Linked DNA regions of Homo sapiens: region 1 is linked to region 2. Evidence: read pairs that join two places in POLR2A ChIA-PET (ENCODE). Cell type or tissue: HepG2. All regions are shown on one strand. Each heading gives the region's core, and the rest is flanking DNA. Links, peaks and the distances in the headings are about the cores only. Region 1 overlaps CTPS2 (CTP synthase 2). Region 2 has its middle 14 kb from the start of TXLNG.

Evidence for each region. Peaks named below come from ENCODE experiments on the same cell type or tissue, not always from the same donor. Only the 100,000 strongest peaks of a DNase experiment are listed, where the experiment ranks them.
Region 1: POLR2A ChIA-PET joins it to region 2 with 13 read pairs; 3 of 35 experiments call an interaction of 5 or more read pairs at or near these places.

What each region holds. Positions count from the first base shown.
Region 1 is chrX:16,691,609-16,698,360 of GRCh38, reverse strand. It overlaps CTPS2 (CTP synthase 2), which reads left to right. Exons shown (of 19, transcript NM_175859.3): 4 at 25-125; 5 at 4,874-4,990; 6 at 5,137-5,220; 7 at 6,741-6,752. Among named protein-coding and RNA genes, the nearest start is that of CTPS2, 18 kb to the left of the region's middle. In HepG2, for the core only: a CTCF peak has its summit at 3,076 (motif pointing right); a DNase peak (open chromatin) is centred at 3,080.
Region 2 is chrX:16,768,902-16,775,653 of GRCh38, reverse strand. No RefSeq gene overlaps it. Among named protein-coding and RNA genes, the nearest start is that of TXLNG, 14 kb to the left of the region's middle. RefSeq lists enhancers at 3,125-3,650, 3,651-4,176. In HepG2, for the core only: no CTCF peak of the experiment used is centred there; DNase peaks (open chromatin) are centred at 3,023, 3,563 and 3,973; H3K4me3 peaks cover 583 bases.

The DNA of each region.
Region 1 (6,752 bases), core at 283-5,282, 77 kb after region 2:
TTGTATTAATACTTCTTTCTACAGTTGTCCCTCACATTACTGATGCTGTCCAGGAGTGGGTTATGAATCAAGCCAAGGTGCCGGTGGATGGTAATAAGGAAGAGCCCCAAATATGCGTTATTGAGGCAAGCATAGAACTTTCTTTATAAAATTATATCCTGCTGGGTCTTTGAGCATCTGATCTTCATTTATTTGACAAATACTTACACACGCCCTCCTGAGTGCTGGACACTGGGCTAGGAGGTGGGGTCACAGCAAGAAACAACATAGATGGCTTCTGTCTTTGTGGTCACAAGTGAGTGGGCAAGATTGGCATTAGACAGACAATCACACCTACTCCTGGGTGGACGTGCAGTGATCTGCTTGTGGAGACTGATCAGCTGCTGATAAAGTCAATGTGAGGGCCTCTTCTGTGCCGGGGCCTGGGATGGGCACAGTCTCTGACCTTGGGGAGCTTGCAGACAACCCTGTCTACACACAACAGACTGCATTCTAGTGCATACTATTTGAAAAGTATTTCCGAAGTGCTTTGGAAGTGTAAAGAGACACTGGGTTAGGGAAGTCAGATGGTAGCGGTGATAAGTGATTAGTATCAGCTGTTTAAAGAAAGAAGCTAGTGGCTGCGCGAGGTGGCTCATGCCTGCAATTCCGGCATTTTCAGATGCCAGGGTGGGAGGATTGCTTGAGTCCATGAGTTTGAGACAGCCTGGGCAACATGGCGAAAACCCGTCTCTACAGAGACTACAAAGATTAGCTAGGCATGTTGGTACGCACCTGTAGTCCCAGCTACTTGAGAAGGTGAGATGGGAGGATCTTTTGAGCCCGGGAGGTTGAGGCTGCAGAGAGCAGTGATTGCACCAGCACTTCAGCCTGGGTGATGGAGCCAGACCCTGTCTTAATTTAAAAAAAAAAAAAAAAAAAAAAAAAAGTCGTATTTGAACTTGCCACTTGTTTACTTCCTTCACCTTGTTCCCTTCCTCTCCACGTGCAGAATGACAATAACATCCATATCCTCCTCCTCTAAATGTCAGTTGGCTTAATTGCCGGGCGAAAGAGCAGAATAATGACCAATTTGGTTCTTAGAGTCAGGCTGCCTCAGTTTGTATTTCTGCAGTGACCCCTGAGCCACGTATAGCTCAGTGATTAAGAGTCTGGAGGCAAACTGTCTGGGTTTGTAGCCTAGCAAGGTCACTTATGGGGAGGAGGGGGTGACCTTGGGCAAGTTTGCTCAACCTCTCTGTGCCTCTTTAACTCATTTAACTCATTTGTAACTCATTGTTTTGAAGATTAAATAAGTCTCTACACTTAGTGCTTAGAATGGTGTCACAGATATAGTAAGTGCTTAAAAATTATTAGCTATTATTAAGATGCCTGTATGACTTTTGGAAAATTCTCACAGTTTCAACGTCCTCATTTGTAATAATGTAATAATATAATATTATAATAATAAGATAATAACAGGATTGGGGATTAAATGCAATGTATCAGAGCACTTTGCAATGTCTGGCATTTAGGAAGTGCTCAGTGAACATAAGTTAGCTATTATTATTGTCATCAATGTAAGTGTTAGCAGATATCATGATATGTAGAAGATCCATTTTGTTAATAGTAGAACTGATAAAGTTACTGGCTATTTATTTTTTATAGATAGGGTCTCGCTATGTTGCCTCGGGCTGGAGTGCAGTAGCTATCCACAGGTGCGATCAAAGCCCACTGCAGCCTCAAACTTCTGGGCTCAACCAATCATCTTGCCTCAGCCTCCCAAGTAGCTGGGACTACAGTGTACCACCACTATGCCTGGCAAATTTTTAATTTTATTTCTTATTCTACCCTTGAATTGACTTGTCTTCACAATGATTAATTTAGCACTTAATATGTACTAGCCCTGATGATAGCTGCTAAGGATGTGAGGTTGAGTGTGATCTGACTCCTGCTCTCCAGGAGCTCATTGGCTGGATTTTAAATTTCATGGAAACAGGGAAACTGACAAACAGAACCCCTTCTCCGTTATAACCCTGATGTTTATATTTGCTTATTGGATACTAGTGGTCAACCATCCTCTTTGGTTGATTGTAAGTTGTGTTCAACAGTTGTGTCTGTGCACCATTTAAGCTTTTGAAGAAGGACTGCCAAAGCTGATTTTTAGTTTTAATCATAGAGGAGCTGTTGAAATGTCTTCAAAGCCATTTTTATGAGTGAGACCTCAACTTCTCATACCAGTGGAGCTGACAGGTTTTATTTATATTAGTACGAGTTATCTTGGCATGAACCTGAAATAATTTATGCTTGTCTTAAAGGAATAACAGTTTTCTTTCTTCTTGTTTATTTTCCAAAAAAGAAGACTCAGCCAAGTGTGGTGGTGCAGGTCTGTAGTCCCAGCTACTTGGGAGGCTGAGGCAGGAGGATCATTTATACCCAGGAGTTTGAGGCCGCAGTGAGCCATGATCTCACTACTGCACTCCAGCCTGGGTGGCAGAGCGAGACTCTGTCTTTAAAAAAAATTTAAAAAGGGCCGGGTGTGGTGGCTCACGCCTGTAATCCCAGCACTTTGGGAGGCTGAGGCGGGTGGATCACGAGGTCAGGAGATCGAGGCCATCCTGTCTAACACGGTGAAACCCCGTCTCTACTAAAAATACAAAAAATTAGCCGGGCGTGGTGGTGGGCGCCTATAGTCCCAGCTACTCAGGAGGCTGAGGCAGGAGAATGGCGTGCACCCAGGAGGCGGAGCTTGCAGTGAGCCGACATCGCGCCATTGCACTCCAGCCTGGGCAACAGAGCGAGACTCCATCTCAAAAATAAATAAATAAATAAATAAAAATAAAAAAAGAAAAAGAAAAAAGACTTTCATTAAAGACAAAGGCAAAAACAACTTTGCACATCTCATAAATTTGCTGCTGCTTCCATTTCAGCATAAAGTATTGTTATAGGTGATATTTTCCCTTTTATCTGGGGCAACAGTTAACTTCAAACTATTCCAGTAGTAATATTGAAGGTTTCTGAACACGATAATGTGGGTGACCTAGAGGTATGGTAATGGGAACTTCTGAATTAGCAGGGAGACTGTAGTACCGCTGCTGACCACGTGAGGGCAGAAGCTGATAATGTTTGAAGTTGGCCTCCTTTTGGCATTCACTATTATTGACCCCCCAGAGAATCCCCATCAAAACACAAGATGGAAGCACACGGTTTAGTTTAAGTGCAGACCTCTGGTTTTCCTTAGAAAAAATAAATGATTTTCAAAAATTAGATTTTGGTGCCTTGTATTTAGTGGGTACTTACACTCACTTCACCCCTGCCAAGTTCCTGATTGCATGTGATGTTTTCATTTCGTTGAGTTGTTGTTGTTGTTGTTGTTGTTTTTTAAAGAGACAGTGTCTTACTCTGTTCCCTAGGCTGGAGTGCAGTGGTATGATCATGACTCACTGCAGCCTGGACTTCTCCAGGCTCAAGCGATCCTCCCACCTCAGCCTCCTGAGTGGCTGGGACCATAGGCGCCGTGCCGCCATGCCCAGCTAATTTTTTATGTTTTTGTGGAGGCAAGGTCTCACTTTGTTGCCCATGCTGGTCTCAAACTCCTGTGCTCAAGTGATACACCTGCCTCCCAAAGTGTTGGGATTACAGGTGTGAGCCACTGCACCCAGCCCTGGCTTTGGTTCTGCTGTAATTTTGGTAACAGGTACTAGAACACTGTTCCTTAGGGCTTATATTGAATTTCAGGACCTTTCTGTCCTGGCCCGACTACTAAACTAAACCTCCAGTGCTGCATGCAGGGTACTGGGCTCATGCCCTCATGGGGCTTACAGTCTAGTGGGGTAGAGAGCCAGGAAACAAAGACGGAAATGAAATAGAGGCAACTTGTGCTGAATTCCTAGGATGGGTACAGTGCTGTGACAAGGGCTAGTGGGATATAGGCTGCTTTAGGTGGGGGGTCAGAGTCTGCCCTCCAAGGAGGGTCAGAGTCCGCCCTCCAAGGAGGATGCATCTCTCTTGGACTGGAGGATAAAGAGGTTGCTGTAGATGAAGAAGGAGGGTAGGAGGGCTTAAGGAGCAGGAAGGAAGAGCATGGAGTACCCAAGAGGCCAGCGGGGAGGGGACCAGATGGCATTGGAGACTCAGTGCAAGGGCCAGGTCCTGAGAGCCTTTTGTTGGCTGCATTAAGGAGATTTGATGCTAGTTTTTTGTTTTTGTTTTTGTTTTGAGATGGAGTCTCGCTCTGTCGCCCAGGCTGGAGTGCAACGGTGTGATCTCGACTCACTGCAACCTCTGCCTCCTGGGTTCAAGCGATTCTCCTGCCTCAGCCTCCCGAGTAGCTGGGACTACAGGTGTGCCCCACCACGTCCAGCTAATTTTTGTATTTTTAGTAGAGACAGGGTTTCACCATGTTGGCCAGGATGGTCCCGATCTCCTGACCTGTGATCCGCCCGCCTCGGCCTCCCAAAGTGCTGGGATTACAAGCATGAGCCACTGCGCCTGGCCTTATTGTTAGTTTTAATGAAGCAATGGGCTACTGAAGAGTATACACGTGGAGAAATCTTTTTTGAAGTTTTATTTTTTATTTTTATATTTTTTCAGAGAAAGGGTCTCGCTCTGTCATCTAGGCTGGAATGCAGTGGGATGATCATGACTCACTGCAGCCTTGACCTCCTGGGCTCAAGTGATCCTCCTGCCTTGGCCTCCCAAAGCGCTGGGATCATAGGTGTGAGCCGCCATACCCAGCCACAATTTAGTGATTTTGAACGTATTTATAAACCTCTGTGTAACCATCAAACTTTAGTTCTCATGCTCGGTTTATTAAGAACTCTTTTTATTAGCTTGTGTACTGTGGGAGATGTGTGGTCATTTGTGTCTTTTTTTGTTTGTTTTCCATTCCCAGCTGGGAGGCACCATTGGAGACATCGAAGGAATGCCGTTTGTGGAGGCGTTTAGACAATTCCAGTTTAAGGCGAAAAGAGAGAATTTCTGTAATATCCACGTTAGCCTTGTCCCACAGGTGGGCTTTCCAGATAAGTATGTGGACAGCAACTTTGATAAGTTTTCCTATGATATTCTATGTGTCCTGCATTTGAAAGTGGGGCACCATTAATCATCCATAGGAGCTAGTGTCCAGTGTGCTGACGGGACCCCATTTTTTTTCAGCTCAGTGCTACCGGAGAACAAAAAACCAAACCCACCCAAAACAGCGTCCGCGCACTGAGGGGTTTAGGCCTGTCTCCAGATCTGGTGAGTTGAGGACAGTGGGTAAGTCTATCCTGAAGGTCTCTGGGAGCAGGACCTTCACTTCTTTTTTTTTTTTTTTTTTAATTTGAGACGGAGTCTTGCTCTGTCACCCAGGCTGGAGTGCAGTGGTGCAGTCTTGGCTCATTGCAACCTCCGCCTCCTGGGTTCAAGCGATTCTCCTGTCTCAGCCTCCAGAGTATCTGGACTACAGGCACATGCCACCACACCTGGATAATTTTGGTATTTTTAGTAGAGACAGAGTTTTGTCATGTTGGCTAGGCTGGTCTTGAATTCCTGACCTCAGGTGATCCGCCCGCCTCAGCCTCCCAAAGTGCTTGGGATTACAGCCAAGAGCCACCATGCCTGGCTGCCCTTCACTTCTTTATCTTTATCATCATCTAAGTCCTTTCTCATTCTCAAACGGCTCCTGTGACAATGAGGTTTTTCTATCTGGGAGCCGGAAAAGGCTTATTCCCTTAGCCTCAAGTGTTGCTTCAATCTGTTCTTCCCTAGGCTCTCATTTGATGGGCCACATTGATAGTTGGGCAAGTGTGATGTCCTGTCATTTATATGATTCCTGGATTCTTTAGAATGAAGGTGAAACCTTGGGATTTTCCTGTGACCCTGCTATCAATGATAACCCTGTGATGGGTTATCACTGCTCTTTTTTTCTTTTTGAGACGGGGTCTGGCTCTGTTGCCCAGGCTGGAGTACAGTGGTGTGATCTTGGCTCACTGCAACCTCTGCCTCCTGGGCTGAAGTGATTCTCCCACCTCAGCCTCTTGAGTAGCTGATACTAGAGGTGCACGCTACCACAGCGCACTAATTTTTGTGTGGTGTGTGTGTGTGTGTGTGTGTGTGTTTGTAGAGACAGGGTTTTGCTATGTTACTGAGGCTGGTCTCGAACTCCTGGGTTCAACCAATCCTCCTGCCTTGGCCTCCTAAAGTGCTGGGATTGCACCACGCCCAGTCCGCTGCTCTTATTTTTAGTCTAAACAGTGATGTGTCCTTATAGCAGGTGATCCAGTCATCACCAGTAGTCTCTGTCAGAGGTTGACAAATAACAGCCCACAACTTGCTTGCCTGTTTTTGTAAGTAAAGTTTTATTGGCATGCAGTCACACCCATTCATTTACATATTGTCTGTAGCTGCTTTCACACTGCACCTCAATTGAGGATCAGGACAGTGACTGTGTCACCTGCAAACCTAAAATATTTCCCATCTGGCCCTTTTGAGAAAAAGTTTGTTAACCCCGATCTAGCTCTTTTCTTGTAGTTAATGAAGCAACACTTGTGAGCCTGGACTCTGTTCACCAGAGACGTCTCGATGTTTCGAGTTCTTACTGATACACTTATGCTGAATTTGATTATACTTATATTAGTGCTCAGACCAATTTCTAATAGTCCAGTGGAATGTCCAAAGTGAACAAGTACATACTTGGCCAAGTTTCTTGTAAAAAGAAATGAATGTGGCATCCTGCTGAAAGTGAATCCTGTTTGCTGAAGCATAACTGGCTTTGACAGATTGTCTGCCGA
Region 2 (6,752 bases), core at 792-5,791:
GCAATAGAGCAAGACTCCGTCTCAAAAAAACAAAGTATTATGAGCTTACATTAAGGTAGGCTAGGCTAAGTTATGATGTTTGGTAGGTTAAGTGTATTTTTTTTTTTTCCGAGATGGAGTCTTGCTCTGTCTTGCCCAAGCTGGAGTGCAGTGTCACCATCTTGGCTCACTGTGGCCTCCACCTCCCAGGTTCAAGCAATTCTTCTATCTCAGCCTCCCGAGTAGCTGAGACTACAGGCATGTGCCACTACACCTGGCTAATTTTGTATTTTTAGTAGAGAAGGGGTTTCACCATGTTGGCCAGGCTGGTCTCGAACTCCTGACCTCAGGTGATCCACCCGCCTTGGCCTCTCAAAGTGCTGGGGTTACAGGCATGAGCCACCACGCCCGGCCAGGTTAAGTGTATTAAATGCATTTTCCACTTATGATATTTTCAACTTCTGATGGGTTTATTGGAACATAACGCCATCATAAGTCAGGAAACATCTGTACTTTGTAGATGATCTCAACTTTGTCTTCTAATACTACTAATGAAGTTTTGATCAATGTCATATTTTATTTACTTTTTATTTAATTATTAATTTGTGAGACAAGTCTTGCTCTGTCACCAAGGCTGGAGTGCAGTGGTGTGATCATAGCTCACTGCAGCCTCTACCTCCAGGGCTCAAGTTGAGGCAGGAAAATAGGATCTGGAGGTAGGGAATATAAGGCCGATTCACACTTCAGCTATGACAGGAAATAGCCTCTCCATAGGGCGTAGGCCAAGTAAATGATTGTAACTTTACTTTATCCTCTTCATTTACATAGGGCATACCTCAAGTAGAGGTTATTTTTAAACTCCCAAAAATTCTGAAACAGGGCCTTTGAGCTATGCTTGGGCCTGCTCAAACCCTGTGGAGTGTACTTTCATTTTCAATAAATCCCTTCATTCCTTCCTTGCTTTGTGCGTTTTGTCTAATTCTTTGCTCAAGACGCCAAGAACCTGGACACTCTTCCCGGGTAGCAAAGTGATCCTCCCACCTCAGCCTCCCAAATAGCTGGGACTAGAGGCATGCACCACCATGCCTGGCTAATTTTTATTTATTTATTTCATTTTATTGGTAGAGACTTGGTGTTACTATGTTGCCCAGGCTGGTCTTGAACTCCTGGGCTCAAAGGATCCTCCCTCCTTGGCCTTCCAAAGTGCTGGGATTGGTGTGAGCCACTGCCCCCAGTCTGCAGGACAATTCTTTTTTTTTTTTTTTTTGAGACAGAGTTTCACTCTTGTTGCTCAGGCTGGAGTGCAATGGCCCCATCTTGGCTCACTGCAACCTCTGCCTCCTGGGGTCAAGCAATTCTCCTGCCTCAGCCTCCCAAGTAGTTGGGATTACAGGCATGCACCACCACCACGCTTGGCTAATTTTGTATTCTTAGTAGAGACGGGGTTTCACCATGTTGTTCAGGCTGGTCTTGAACTCCTGACATCAGGTGATCCTCCTGCCTTGGCATCCCAAAGTGCTGGGATTACAGGCGTGAGCCACCACGCCAGGCTGACAATTCTTGAAGAGTAAATAGCTTTTCCCATCAAAAGGAATCAAGATTCCTTGAAGAAATGCCTGCTTCCAGGTCTGAGGAAAGGAAATGTAAATTATTACCGATTTTTCTTATTTTTCCTACTATGTTAAGCACAGAAATTCCCAAAAACATAACCACAAATAGTTAAAAAAATATATAAAAAAAAGATGGCCAAGTGCGGGTGGCTCACGTCTGTACTCCCAGCACTTTGGGAGGCCAAGGCGGGCGGATCACCTGAGGTCGGGAGTTCGAGACCAGCCTGACCAACATGGAGAAACCCCGTCTCTACTAAAAATACAAAATTGGCCCGGTGTGGTGGCACATGCCTGTAATCTCAGCTACTTGGGAGGCTGAGGCAGGAGAATCGCTTGAACCCGGGAGGCGGAGGTTGCGGAGAGCCGAGATCACGCCATTGCACTCCAACCTGGGCAACAAGAGCGAAACTCCGTCTCAAAAAAAAAAAAAAAAAAAGATATAGCCGCCATTTTGGTGTAAGCCTCCCGAGTCTTTTCTATGCATATGAGGCAGGAGAATAGGGTCCGGAGGCAGGGAACCTAAGGCCGATTCAAGCTGGCTTTCTAGAACTAAGTCAATGGCCGGGCGCGGTGGCTCACGCCTGTAATCCCAGCACTTTGGGAGGCCGAGGCAGGCAGATCACCTGAGGTCGGGAGTTTGAGACCAGCCTGACCAATATGGAGAAACCCTGTCTCTACTAAAAATACAAAATTAGCCGGGCATGGTGGCGCATACCTGTAATCCCAGCTACTCAGGAGGCTGAGGCAGGAGAAGCGCTTGAACCCGGGAGGCGGAGGTTGCGGTGAGCCGAGATCGTGCCATTGCACTCCAGCCTGGGCAATAAGAGTGAAGTCCGTCTCAAAAAAAAAAAAAAAAAAAACTAAGTCAAAAGGAACATCCCAACTTTCCACAGGTAAATAACAAAAGGATTGTAAACTACTCCCTTTGCAAATCCACCCCACCCCCACCCCACCTTTCTGTGCGGCAGATGGAAAATTGAAAGCATTTCTGATTGGTTGCCTTCTTTTCTTTCTTTCTTTTTTTTTTTTTTTTTTTTTTAGGGGGGTGGGGAAGTTGTCTACCTCTGTGGCCCAGGCTGGAGTGCAGTGGCACGATCTTGGCTCACTGCAATCTCTGCCTCCCAGGTTCAGGCGATTTTTGTGCCTCAGCCTCTCAAGTAGCTGGAATTACAGGCACGTGCCACCACGCCCAGCTAAATTTTTTATTTTTAGTAGAGATAATTCCTCATGTTGGCCAGACTGGTCTCAAACTCCTGACCTCAGGTGATCCACCCGCCTTGGCCTCCCAAAGTGCCGGGGTTCCAGGCGTGAACCACCACGCCCAGCCTGATTGGTTGCTTTCTGTAGCCAATCAGACGTTTGCATAGGAGTGAGTGTAACTTTGTAACTACACTTCATCCTCTGATTGGTTGCTTTCCACAACCAAACAGACTGATTGCAGGCCGCTATTTCATTTACATAGGGTGTACACCATGTAACCAATGGGAAACCCCTAGAGGGTATTTAAATTCCAGAAAATTCTGGGGCTCTTGAGCCCCTGTACTAGGCCTGCTCCAGCCTTGTGGAATGTACTTTTGTTTTCAGTAAATCTCTGCTTTTGTTGCTTCATTCTTTCCTTGCTTTGTGCGTTTTGTCCAATTCTTTGTTCAAAACGCCAAGAACGTGGACACCCTCCACCGGTAACACAAAAGCATGCCCAACACACACATACACGGGCATTTTTGGAAGAAAAAGTGTAATCGTATTAAATATTTTTGTAAATTGCCTTTTATATTTCATTTAACATTATATTGTGAACCTTCTCTTATGTCAAATGTAGCGCTTGGACGTCATTTTTGAAAGCATTCAAGAAATCCTTTATCCAAAAGAAATCACAGTCAGGGCATCGGTGAACAAAACAAATTGGTTGAGTTTCCCGGGTGGACTCTGGACTGGGCCTTTTCCCTACCTTGCAGGCTGCAGCCATGCTTGGGAGCTACGGCATTAATCTATAGGGCAATGACTCAGCTTCATTTGCATAACCATGGTGCACTGCATGCAATATATTTACAAGTTAAAAGCCGTAGGTGTCCTTTAAACCTGCTGTTTTGAAGAATGATACTTTTCCTTACACATTCGCCTGAAAGAAGTGCTGTATGTATTTGAGCTGGGCTTAATTTCACCCTCAGTGTACCAGAGGTGGCTGTTACCTGGCAACTGCCTTTCCAAGCTTGCTGTTGTTTTTTCTTGTTTTTAGATTAATAGAGTTAGTCGTTTTTTTTTTTTTTTTAATTCTGTTACTATTTTATGAGACAGGATCTTGTTCTGCTACCTACACTGCATTGTAGTGGTACAAATATGGCTCGCTGTAGCCTCGGCCTCCTGGGCTTAGACCACCCTCTTGCCACAATGGTAAATGCCCAGCTAGTTTTTTATTTTTACATTTTAATTATTTGTTTTTTTTTATTTGTTTTTTTTTGAGACAGCGTCTCACTTTGTTGGTCAGGCTGGTCTCAAATTCCTCGGCTCAAGTGATCCTCCCACAGCGGGGATACAAGCATGAGCCACTGTGCCTGGCTTTCCCTTTTATTAAAGATTTAAGCAAAAATAAAACTAAGTAGAGTTTGTTGGGGGTTTTTTGTTTGTTTTTTGAGACAGTCTTTGTTGGGTTTTTGTTTGTTTGTTTGTTTTTTAAGACAGTTGCCCAGTCGCCCAGGCTGGAGTACAGTGGTGCAATCACAGCTCACTGCAACCTTGACCTCCCAGGCTCAAGTGATCCTCCCATCTCAGCCTCCCGAGTAGCTAGGACTACAAGTGCATGCCACCATACCTGGTGAATTTTTTGTATTTTTATTAGAGATGGGGTCTCACTATGTTGCTCAGGCTGGTATAGAACTCCTGGGCTCAAGGGATCTGCTAGCCTTGGCCTCCCAAGGTGCTGGGATTATAGGCATGAGCCACCAGGCCCAGTGAGTAGAGTTTTAACTGGGTGTTTTATTGAGGTGTGTAATGTTGGGACCTGTCTTCTCCTTGTTTTATGTAGCTGTAGTTTCTTGATTTCTCTTATGCTATGTAATATCTGACTTTTATGGTAGCTGTTTCTTTTAGTTCTACTACATATGTAGTATAGTTGTACCTGTATTTGGAGTTTACGTAGGTCTTCTCTCCAATCTTGCATTTTCTGTTTAACATTACATTTATGAGATTCATAGATTCACTCACAGCACTGTGCACAGCTGTTATTTTTTCGTGTTCTTGGCTCTTTGCTATGGTTATCACACTGTCATTATAATTCCATTCTACTGTTGATGCACATTTGGGTTGGGTGCAGCCTGAGGTCACTAGAACATCACTTTTATTGACAGTCGTGCATGTGCCACCTACTAGCACATGCCATATGATGTTTTTATCTTCCACTTTACTAAGTAATGGTAGTTATTTTCATAAGTGGTTAATACCATTTGGTATTCCCTAGGAGAGGAACTGCTTGCTGGGCAAAGAGAAGTACATATTCAACTTTTCATTGAAGTAATGCCAGTTTTGGCTTACTTCCAAAGAGATTGTGCCAGTGCATAGTTGCGCCAATAGCACGTCGATGTTCCTGTTGTTTCACATGCTTACTAACTCTTGATATTTTCAGACTTCTACTTTTTTTTTTTTTTTTTTTTTGAGATAGGGTCTACTCTGTCACCCAGGTTGGAGTGCAGTGGCACGATCTCGGCTTACTGCAACCTTTGCCTCCCAGGTTCAAGTGGTTCTCCCACCACAGTCTCCCAAGCAGCTGGGACTACAGGCGCGCACCACCATGCCCAGCTAATTTTTGTATTTTCGTAGAGATGGGGTTTCATCATGTTGCCCAGGCTGGTCTTCAACTCCTGAGCTCAGGCAATCTGCCCACCTCAGCCTCCCAAAGTCTTAGGATTACAGGCGTGAGCCACTGCACCCAGCCTTCAGACTTCTACATTTTTGACCATCTGGTGGGTATAAAATATATCACTTAAAATATTTGCACACAATTCCATCATGTGGATGAACCACCATTTGTTCAAATCAAGATTCTGGTGTATGACATATAGGTACCTGCCAATTTTTCTATTGTATACTCAAAGTCTTGCTTGTCTAATTGCTTCCTTAGCATAAATTCCAAGAGTAGAAATGTCGGGTTAAATGTTCCTCACATTTAACATTTTGATGCTTGTTACCCGACTGCCATTTGGAAAGATTTAACAATTTTACACTCCCATCTACAGTATTTTTATGCTTTTTCCCCATACCCGTGTCAAAATTAGGTATTAAAAGAAATCTACAAAAATTAGCTGGGCATGGTGGCAGGTGCCTGTAATCCCAGCTACTCGAGAGGCTGAGGCAGGAGAATAGCTTGAACCCTGGAGGCGGAGGTTGCAGTGAGCCGAGATCGCACCACTGCACTCCAGCCTGGGCGACAGAGCAAGACTCCGTTTCAAAAAAAAAAAAAAAAAAAAGATGCATGTCCTTAATTTTAGAAGTCAAATTACACAAGGCTTTTAAAACAACAGAGACCCTTGACCAGTGCTTCTCTCTTTGTAACTACCCAATGGGTTCATTTTGCCCACTGCCCAGATGGAGCCGATTTATCAAAACAAGGGAATTGCAATAGAGTTTAATACACACAGAGCTGGCTGAACAGGAGACCGGAGTTTTATTATTACTGTGAATAGAAAATATCTTGGGCCCCCAAAATCACTAAGCTAAAGGGAAAATTCAAGCTGGGAACTGCTCAGGGCAAACTTGCCTCCCATTCTATTCAAAGCCATCCCTCTGCTCACTGAGATAAATGCATATCTGATTGCCTCCTTTGGAAAAGCTAATCAGAAACTCAATGCAACGGTTTGTCTCTCATCTACCTGTGACCTGAAAGCCCTCTCCCCTTTCGAGTTGTGCGCTTTTGCTTCCAGTTGTCCCGCCTTTCCGGACCACACCAATGTTCATCTTACATATGTTGATTGGTGTCTCATGTCTCCCTAAAATGTATGAAACCAAGCTGTGCTCTGACCACGTTGGGCACATGTTGTCAGGACCTCATGAGGCTGTGTCACAGGCACACATCCTCGACCTTGGCAAAATAAAGTTTCTAAATTAACTGAGGCCTGTCTCAGATTTTTGGGTTTCACATTCCTGAAATCAGTCTCCCTGAAGATTTGGAAA